Regions from separate parts of the Homo sapiens genome. Here region 1 is linked to region 2. A link is an interaction called in ENCODE POLR2A ChIA-PET data of the cell type or tissue named here. Cell type or tissue: MCF 10A. All regions are shown on one strand. Each heading gives the region's core, and the rest is flanking DNA. Links, peaks and the distances in the headings are about the cores only. Region 1 has its middle 140 kb from the start of MAFB. Region 2 has its middle 200 kb from the start of MAFB.

What was found. ChIA-PET counts read pairs that join two places held together with the same protein. Peaks named below come from ENCODE experiments on the same cell type or tissue, not always from the same donor. Only the 100,000 strongest peaks of a DNase experiment are listed, where the experiment ranks them.
Region 1: POLR2A ChIA-PET joins it to region 2 with 7 read pairs; 2 of 35 experiments call an interaction of 5 or more read pairs at or near these places.

The regions. Positions count from the first base shown.
Region 1 is chr20:40,544,782-40,550,159 of GRCh38, reverse strand. No RefSeq gene overlaps it. Among named protein-coding and RNA genes, the nearest start is that of MAFB, 140 kb to the left of the region's middle. In MCF 10A, for the core only: no CTCF peak of the experiment used is centred there; no DNase peak of the experiment used is centred there.
Region 2 is chr20:40,491,041-40,496,418 of GRCh38, reverse strand. No RefSeq gene overlaps it. Among named protein-coding and RNA genes, the nearest start is that of MAFB, 200 kb to the left of the region's middle. In MCF 10A, for the core only: no CTCF peak of the experiment used is centred there; DNase peaks (open chromatin) are centred at 2,668 and 3,148.

The sequences.
Region 1 (5,378 bases), core at 202-5,201, 54 kb before region 2:
CAGTGGTTCTCAGGGGCATCAGCATCCACTGGGAGCTTGTTAGAATACACATGCTTGAGCCCCACCCATGATCTGCTAAATCGGATACTCAGGAGGTGAGGCCCAGCAATCTGTGTTTTAGTAAACCCCACAGGTCATTCTGATGCATGCTAAGTTTGAGCATCTCTGCTAGACTATGGTATAGAGTTTGGATTTTTGGCCATTGTGTGGCAGAACACTGTTAGAAGGTTTTAAATGAAGAGCGAACTGTGATCTGATTCATTTATCTTAAAAGATCCTCCTGGCTGGAGGGTAGATGGATGGTGGGAACCTGGAGTGGGAGTTTAAGTTCTTAGCTGAGGGAGGCCTACAGTATCACTTAATGGTTGGAGTTAGCACCATCTTTGTCTTGTCTTTCCACACTCATGCCTTGCTGTCTCCACTTCTACTTCGAATGAATTTTGAGTAGCCACATGCTGTCCACCTGAGGTCACCTCCCAGGGCTACTACTTGAAGGGGTTGTATGCCATACGGCTATGAAGCGGGACCATGATCTTGCAGAATTGTGTTTAAGCAGCTTCCTTGTGGGAAGACTAGGAGATGAAACTCACCAGGCCATAGCTTGTGTCTGGAAGGCTGACATTGTTTGCAAGAAGAAGGCAGGAGCTGCACTCTGCAAGGCTCACGAGGCCAAGAGGGAGTTCAGGCAGTCAAGCTTGCACTCTCCTGGCCTCATACTGCTTCTGTGGACAGTGTCCCATGGACATGAGTGGCCCAGGAGGACTTACAATCTAGATCCTTCCCACTGCCAGGCCCATGCCTGAGGCCTCAAGTTTTGGGGCTTGCTGTGGAGTGTCCACTCCTGTCCAGCTCCTGGTGTGGTCAAGAAGCTAAGACCCCCACAACCTCACCACACCCACCACCAGTGGAATAATCTCAGCAGAGATTTAGGTAAAAATTACTAAGACACCAACGAAGTCAGGAAAAATAGTTGAAATATTGAGGTAATTAAAGCCAAATACCTGAATGACTTTGGAAAAGTTTAGGCAAAATAGTTGAAATATGTAGAGAATTCAGGCAAAGCTGTTTGGTAGTCAGTGTGGCCAGAGGAACAAGTAGCAGTTTGGATCTATAGCCAGGGCTGTGGATACCATCTTTGCTGTGTGGCCTGAGGTAGGTAACCTATTCTTTCAGAACCATCATTCCCTCTTCTGTAAAGTACGGACAATAGCACCCACTTTGTAGGAATTTGGTAAAGACTGATTGCAATACTAAAATATGCAAAGTGACTGACAGAGAGTAGGCATGCAGTGAGTACTTTCCCTTTTGTTACTACTATGCTACTACTGCTGTGCTTCCTTGCTGATGGTTACAGTTCCTATCGCTGTGTAACAAACTACCTCAAAATTAATGATACAGAAAACAACCATTTAAATATGCCCACAGTTTCTGTAGGTTGGGAATTTAGAGAGGGTACAGTAAGGATTGCTCGACTCTGCATTAAAGCTTGTCTGAGGCCTCAGTTGGGAAAACTAAAAAATTTGGAGGTGACTTGAATGGTAGGAGATTGGAGAATCTGATTCCATGCATCTGGCATCTTGGCAGGAATGGCTGGAAGCTGGACTCAGCTGGGACTACATGTTTCTATTCTGGTGTGACTCCTTATGTGGCAGCACAGTGTCCCAGAGAATAAGATGGAAACTTTGTGGTCTTTTATGACAAACCTTGGAAGTCACATAGCATCATGTCTGCCACATCCTACTGAAGCAGTCACAAGACCACTCAGATTCCAAGGAGGGCAGACAGAGATCCTAACTCTCAAAGAGAGAAGTGTCAAGAAGTGTGTGGTTGTGTTTAAACCCACCACACTAACAAGCCTTCCTGATGCAGGCTGGCGATGACCAAACCTGATCCCAGTTCCTTTTCTGAGCAATAGGGAGGTATCTTCCAGCTGCTATAGATGCAAAGTTGTCTGCTCCTTGCAAGCTTCAGAGTTCGACTAATCTTAGTCTGTGACCTGAGTTGGGGCATAGAGTCCATTTTCCTGCAGCCTGTGGAGGTCTGCCTAGATGTGGAGGGGATTAAAAACATCCACCAGTTTCTCCCTCTCCAAGCACTTAAAAAGCAGTAATAAATAGATGAGAGCCTGGGAGGTGTGATTGATTTGTTTTATGAATCACAGAAGAAGCTGTAACTCATGGGAGATTAAGGCTGAAGTAAGTTGTACAGCTCTTGCATTACATGTAGAGATTAATGACTTATCACATGAGGCCCCACCGTTAACCCAGCTCACCCACAGGGAGTTTAATAGCAGGACCGTACAGGCTCACTTTTAATACTTGAGCAGATGCTCCTGGCTTGTGTGTGGCCCTGATTCTCACCAAATGAGCACTTTCCTGGTTAGAGTTATGAGTGCCCAGGAGCTGGGGAGTAGCTTCCTCTCTTGAGAAGAAAGAGCTAAGTATTTCCAAGGATACCCATTTCCTTCCTACCCTGTTATTTTCTCAAAGCAATGAGCAGGATGTCTCAGGAAGGCTGAAAGATGATGTCATTTCTCTCAGGCCCTTATTAGGTCCTGTGCTGAAGGTTTTGTAGTTTCTTATGGAAATTTCACAGTAGCTGTATGAGGTAGGCTCTATTGAACCCATTTTTTATTTTATTTTAATTTATTTTATTATTATTGTACTTTAAGTTTTAGGGTACATGTGCACAATGTGCAGGTTTGTTACACATGTATACATGTGCCATGTTGGTGTGCTGCACCCATTAACTCGTCATTTAGCATTAGGTATATCTCCAAATGCTATCCCTCCCCCCTCCCCCCACCCCACAACAGTCCCCGGAGTGTGATGTTTCCCTTCCTGTGTCCATGTGTTCTCATTTTGAACCCATTTTATGGATGAAAAATGTGGGCTGGAGGCTGCATGGTTTTATGGAAGAAGCATGGGCTGGAATCACACGGACCTGGGTCGAAATCCTGTGTGCATGCTTCCTTCCTTAGTATACATACTGTCTTGCAGCTCCAGTTGTCTCATCTCATGAAATGGATAATGTAGATCCTTTGTAGCGGTGCTCTGAGGACTACATGATCATGGTGTCTGGCACCTAATAGGTGTTTATTAGAAGTCACCCCAGGAGACTGCTGAGGGCAGGAAGGGGCAGGAGTGAAAAAAGCCATCAAGTACTTCTAAGACAAACCTGGCATGCCTTGGGTGCCTCTGGGCTCATACCTAGGAGTTCAGAGAGGTTGGCTAGGATGTTTGAATAGATCTAGGCCGGGGAAGGGTGAGGTTAGGCTCTAAATGTGGTCATGATACAAAATCTCAGCCTAAGAGTGCTAGGTGATGCATGTTGCAGAGTGTGATTTGGAGAATTCAGGAGTTGGACTGGCAACATCAGCTGCAAGCTGAGCCCTACTTCCCCAGATATCTGTTTGGATCAGACCAGCAGCTGTCAAGGTCTCAGATGAGCCTGCATCGGGGCTAGAGTTACTTGTACTGCTCAGGGCAGGCCCTGAACCATGGATGAGCACTGAGTGAGGCCATGGGAAGATCTTGACCTTCCTCAACATAGCCTGTTCGCCCATCTTTCCATCTCAGCTTCTGCCTCTGGTCCCTTGAACTGCCTGATGGATTAGAGCCCAAGGTCTGGGTGTGCCATCATATGTAGTCCTAGCTGCTGGTTTGTGTCCAGCTGATTTATTCAGGTGGTACTGTAAACTTTATATTCACCTGCTCCCTCATCCTTGTACTCACAGAGAAGACCTTGGGTTTTATGGTTGTCCATATCCCAGCAGAGTCTCCCACATTGCTTAGAAATCTGTCTTCCACTGGAACCAACACATGTTAATGTTCATGAGCTTGACTCAATGAATCCTGACACTAAAGACAGAGGTATCCCCCTTAAAACTCACTGAGCTAGCTTTAGGACAAATTACAACACCTCCCCACCCTTGTTCTCAGAGTAGGAGTCATAACATTAACATTTGTTACATGGATACTACACGTCAGGCTAAGTTCTTAACATTTTCCACATGAGATAATTCTACTAAATGCATCCACACTTCTTACACCCTGGCTCCCCCTTCTCCTCCTTTTTTGATTTATTTCTGCATAGTACTTAAAAACCTTCTATCTTATAATATCCTTATTCATTTTAATTGTCTTCCTGTCTCTCTATCCCCATGACAATGTAAAGTCACAAGGACAAAAAAATTTTTGTCTGACATGTTTACTGTTCTATCCCAGCCCTAGACAGTACCCGACATATAGTACATGCTCAATAAACATCAGGACTTGCGTCTTAACAGTGGAATTGGTTGGATGGATGAATACATATTTATGAGCTTTCAGAGACCTGGGTCTCCCAGATGGTTGTCTTCTACCCTCAAGCCCTGGCTTTGTCCTCACCTGGCTCAGGGACTCTAATCCCTGGGGAGCTCACCATGGCTAATTGGCCCCTGACTTGGCCACTTAACTTTGCTCCCTGGCTTCAGTCTTGGCCTCTGGCTCAGGCTTTCCGGGAAATCCCAACCCAGCTGTTCCAAAGTCAAGAATGGAAATAGCTCCTAAGTTAGAAGCTCACTGGCTCCTAACTTATCTCTGAAACTTTGTGGGGCTCTCACTCCTCTGTGGGGCAGATACATAGATGCCCAGTCATATCGGGTCTGTGGTCAATCCTGTGGCCACATAGCACATCCTCAGTTGGGTAGCCATTCAACAAGTGCTTACTACACAGAGCTAGAACTTTGGAGCCATGCTGCCTGGGTTAAAGTTCCACTTCTGCCACATATTAGCTTGTGTAATCTTTCTGAGCCTCAATTTTGTCATCAGTAAAGTGGGTTTAATGATGCTTAATTGGAGGCTTCAGTGAGATAAAGTTTGAAAAGAAAATTTAGCTGGGCATACAGTGAGCGCTCAATAAATGTTTGGTATTATTATTAGGTGTCAGGTACTGGGCTTGTTTGGGGTTATGGAGGTGAATAAGCCACAAGCCCTGGTTCCAAAGGACTCACATTCCAGAGGGAGAGGCTGACAAGTTATTATGAAATTGTGGTACCATGTCTGGAGCTGTGATGGGGAAATACAGGGCATGATGGCACCACTCAGGAGGGCTGACCAACTCAGCCAAGGTGAAGGGCAGGAAGCCAGAGAAGACTTCCTAGGACAAGTAATACTGGAGTAAGTGAGTATGACTTTGACAGGTTGAAAGGTATATGTATTAGTTCTCTATTGCTGTGCATCAAATTTCTCTCAAACGTAGAATTTTAAAACCAAAACATTCATTATCTAACAGTTTTGTGGGTCAAAAATCAGGGCATGGATAAATTAAGTCCTCAGGCTCAGGGTCTCCCCTAAGGCTGCAATCAGGATGTTGACTGGTCCTGAGGTTTCATCTGA
Region 2 (5,378 bases), core at 135-5,134:
GTGGGAGCAATAAAAATCAGGTAAATGGAAAAATTCCAGAAAGATTTCACAGAGGGAAGTTACATCAATTTACTGTTTTAATTACCTAGAATGTCTCAGGCACTTTGCTAAGCATTTTATGTCTATCATCTCCTTCAATATTTAGAAAACCCCCTTTGGGGTAAACATTATTACTATCTGTAAGTTATAGATGAGGAAACTGAGGCTTAGAGAGAGGAAGTAATTTGCATACAAGTGGCAAGCAACAGAAGCAGAACGGGTACTGGGGAAAGTGTGACGGAAGATGAGTAGGAGCTTCCAAAGCCTTGAAGAAGGGCATTTTAGGCAGAGGAACCAGCACTGGTAAGGATGGGCTAGTGGAATAGAGCTTGACTAGCCTGGGATAAATCTGGCCATTTGTTGTGCTTGGAGCACAGCTGCGGGGAGGTGGCGGAAGGAGGGTGAAGTAGGGTCTGGCTGGGAAGGAATCTTGCAAGGTAGAGAGTTTGGATATTCCCAACAGGCACTGGGCTCCTTCTGTGTGTTGAGGCAAGGAAGTGAGTAGAATGTTAGTCTTAGCCAGCGTGAGCCAGCTCCAGCCTGGGCCCCTTGCTCTTCCAGGAGTAATCCGTGGACCAGCAGGATCACCCAAAAGTTGCTTAGAAACATAGCATCAGGTCTCACCTCAGACCTATCGAATCAGTGTCTGCATTTTAGCAAGATCCCCAGGTGCTTTGTCTGCACATGAAACCTTGGGAAGCACTTTTCTGGCACAGCGCAGTTCCCAGAGTTCATAACTTTATCTTTGCTCACAGTCAAGACCTTCCGCTGATAGTTTCCAGTATTGCAAATCCAAACAATGGTTTGCAAAGGTTTTGAGAAAAGGTCAGAGGTGTAACATCAATAACTGTGATCCAGCCATTAGATTTCCTTCTCCTGGTTGTTCTAGTGACCTGCACACTCTGCAGTGGAACCAGGCCCAGCTCTGGTTCCACCCACCCCCTCCAAAAACTTGGAGGAAGTCAGCTCAACAATACAATTTTGTGGGCCACTGGCAGGTACCACTGGTCACTGAGTTCTTATATCATGAGTCCATTGTTGCTACTCCCTGGGGGCAAGTATAGATATGAACAGATCCCTACTCTGCCTGGCTCATAGAACAGCTAACCAAGGCTGAATGGGAAAGTGACATCATATTTTACCAGGACAGGGGCTTTCTCTGGTGAAGCTTGGGGGTCTGAGGCCTGAAATGGCTCCCTTTGGCAATCATAATCTCTGCTCACCTGGAGACGCTCTGGGGCAAGAGTGAGGGCAGATGGTGGGGATATCAGATACCAGAAGGCTTACGTTGCAGAGATGTTGACTCTTGCTTCTGGCCATCAGGGAGCCTTAACTAGTTCCTAATGTCAGGAGGGGTGATGCTGGGTAGAAATGCATCTTCCTGGACACTTCCATTTTTCCTCCTTCCCTCTGTAAGCCATTTCATAGGTACTTCCTCTTCCATGCCAGCCTGTGCTGACCTCTGGGATGAGGAGTGCAGAACTAGTTATTGACCTGCAAGAGCACTCAGGATAATGGAGAGAGAGACAAGCAGTGCAGTGTTTTAAAGGCTCTGAGGGAGGGAAGCAGTTGGTGCTGGGAGCACAAGAGGAATGGGTCTCTGGTTCCACCTGGAAGACGGCTCTGCCATTTGCCACCTTTAAGTCTTTGATCCAATGTCACAGCCCCTTGGATCCTTAAAATCTTAGCCATGTATGCCATGGCTACACTAGTTTCCTCTTTTAGGTTGAGGTGGGGACTAAAGAGCCTATGGGACAGTGCCCAGCTGAGGATGCAGCACAGGGTAGGCATTCACAGAATCTTGCCCCCTAACCTCAGACTCCAAGCAGGACCAACCATCCTGGTCACCAAAGAGATACATTGAAAGGGCTGGTTTCATTTCCAAGCCACAGTTGCCCAGGGTTCCTCCCTGTCTCGTAGGGAAGTGACCTCCCTCACGTGCCTGAGAAGATGCATGTGATGATGGCGTGCCCCAGGCAAACAAAGGGCTCTTGCAAAACCTATGATTCTCTCCTTGTTGCAGAGGAATGAAAGGGAGGGAGGAAGTAGGCACCCCTCCTTCTTGCATGGCCCACAAGGGGTCTTAAGGCTATTTTTATGAAGATGGACTCTGGGTGATTCAGGGACTCACCCTAAAAGCACTTCTTTCTTGCTTTCCTTTTCCTTCTCCTCCTTCTCCTTCCTCCTTTTCTCTTCCTCTTCCCTTTTCTTTTAATAACATACCTTCTATGCATTTTCTTGAACTTTCTCCCATAGAAGGTAACCCTCAGAAAACAGTGAACTACTCTAGGCTCCAAGGGGCTTAGTAGGAGAGCTTGTTCATTCTGTGGTTTGCACCAGCCTGGCAGCTGGAGAGCACAAGACAATGCTCCCAGGAGGGCGGTAAGGCATAAACCTGGTTCACAGAACTCAGAGAGGCTTCAGAGACCTGGAACTAATAGGCTATAATGTCAATGAGAAGTTCAGGCCCAGCAGAGGAGGTGAGCAAGATGGGACCCTGCTCTTCCTCCTATTGGTCAGACTCTATCCATTCTTGCATGCTCGGCTAGAGACATTTTTCTCTTGATAATCTGCTTTTCTTGATGCCCCAAGGCTTTTGGTCTTAGCAGTAGGTGATGACTAACCCCTTCCTTTGAGCAGCGAGAACTCTGTGTCCTTTGAAGGTAGTGTGAGTAATGGGTCCACTTCTGCACTGTGGCTTAGCCTCTCTTCCTAGTCACACCAGGAGTGGCCCATGCTATGCGATCTCATGGGGTCCACATATATGCATACTCCCTTGCACACCACTAGTGTGTGTACATTTATTTACACCCATATATACACTTATGATTTAAGTGTACTTGGCTCCACACAACTCACAGGTGCAGGCACCTGCAGCACAGGGCTCATACTCCCCTCCACAAGCACGTCCTGCCCACTGACTCCATCAGGGAGCTTTGTTGCCTGAGCCCCCAGGTGTTTGCAGACCTAACATTGGCAGTGACTGAGTGGGTCTTTTGGTGACACATTCATAAAATCTCATAAATCGTCTCTGTGCAACGTCGCATGAACATTTTTATTTTCTTCAATAAATACACACATTCTTATTTCCTAACAGCTCCAGCATTGGCAGAATGCCCGGCCAAGAGGTCCACTTACTGTGCACTTGGCCAGGATGCACAGTGGATAGGAATGGGGCCACTCTGTTGGTTGTTTGAGACTGAAGACATCTTTGGGGACCTGGGATAATGGAGGTCTGATTTGGATGGGACAATAGGAGTCATCTTGTCTGGATACATATTCTACCTCTCCCTTGCAAGCCATTCATCTTTTCATTTGTTCATTTTTTTCTATTGAAACTCTCTTACTGAGGTTTAAAGCAAAAGTTACGTCACGCCTCAAAACTCAAAAACTGAGGCTCAGAAAAATTAAGTGATAGTCAAGGATGGGGCCTGAGGATCTGCATTTGAACGACACTCCAGGTCATTCTGAGGCAAGTGGCTCCTGGTCAGACTTGAAGAGTGAAGGTATTTTGTGATTAGACCTCAGGGCATAAAACGTATTTTTCCCTTTTTCAAAATAAAAACACCACGAGTTCAGGAGATTGAGACCATCCTGGCCAACATGGTGGAACTCCGTCTCTACTAAAAAAATACAAAAAAATTAGCCGAGCGTGGTGGTGGGCGCCTGTAGTCCCAGCTACTCGGGTGGCTGAGGCAGGAGAATGGTGTGAACCCGGGAGGCAGAGCTTGCAGTGAGCCGAGATTGCACCACTGCACTCCAGCCTGGGTGACAGAGCAAGACTCTGTCTCAGAAAAACAAAATGAAGCAAAAACCAAAACCAAAACAAACAAACAGAACAAAACACCTTGGACATAATAACTCTGAAGAAGTGAGGAGTTACTCTAAGGACAAACATTTTTTACCCAAAACTTAAAACTCTAATAACTTTGGAGTTGACCCTCCAGAGAGGCTGGTGGAGGTGGGCTATTTACCCCTTTCCATGCCAGTGCAACCTTCTCCTGGCTTTGCTCTAACTTGAGTGTCTGACTGTCACTTGCCCCACCTTAAAAATGATGACATTACCTTATAAGGTGATACCTCTTTACCCCTTACAAAGTTCTTCCACAAATATCATCTAATCCCCACAACAGTCACTCAGCGAGCTGTTCCCACCTTCATTTTACAGAGTGGGAAGCACAGGGGTCAAGGTGAAGTTTCACTACCAGTAAGGGTCAGAGCCTGGACTATGACTTCAGCTCCCCAGCCTCAAGTACAGCTGCTAATTGCCATGAACTAACAACCGTTTGCTTGATGTCAGGGGGTTGAGCTTCCTTCCCGTGAACTTCCAGGTGGCCATTGTGATGTGTGCTAGGAATTCCAGGGCTGTGGTAACAACAGTCTCCTGGAATGGAGAGAAGGCAGGAAAAAGGGAGATGAGGGCTGAGGGCAGGGACTGGAGGGTCCTCATTCAGCATTGCCCTATTTTGTGCTATCAAGTCATGCTGATTGGGTGCCATGTCAGAAGTGAAGGGGGACATGTAAAACAAAGGAGACATCTTTTCTCTGAGGCTTTTAAAGTTAAAAGCTTGGGTAAGGTGGAAGTGAGGGAGGTATAGAACTCTTTGCTTTGCTTTGGTTTGTGTTCTGGGAGGTCCATTATGAAGGAGCCATCAATGGTCTATGAATATCACAAAGGACATGGGCCAAAGGGGAGCTCCATGAGCTCTGATGTACCAGCCTCTTTCTGGGTCCCCCCAAAATCCTGCCACCAGTGAGTGGGGATGGGGCAAGTTCTCTCCTCTGGGGCACATTTGCTGAGCAGGATGTCAGAATAGATCACACAGTTAATCCCTTACAGATTCTGTGCTCATTTGAGATGCTTCCAGAATACAGAGGAAGATGTTGATATTATCTTGACTCTTCTGACCCACCCATGGGAAATCATAAATTCTGGTCACTTCAGCCTGTTCTCTAAAGTCCCGAGTCTTCCGTATTCCTATTAGCCCCGTTTCCTACTTCCTGCTTTGTGCTTGTGCTCACAGAACAACGAGATGTAACTCAGGAGTCTCTTGGTGCCTCCTCTGTCACTTGTATGTCTATAATTCATCAACTAAATGGCTTTGGTGGCGGGGATGGAGGTTTTGCATGGGCTTAGCAACATGGACTTTCACTCCTCAAGGCTGCTGTCTCTGGCTATGACAACTGCTCACTGCTTTACCTACTAACAGGAGTGACCCACTCTGATTCCTCAATATGGCACTTTTCCCCTGGGGATCAGCCTGGTGGTAGGGTAATTACATTGAATTATTTTTATCATAGAAGGAGCAGTGCTTTGTTCTCATGGGAACTGACACTTA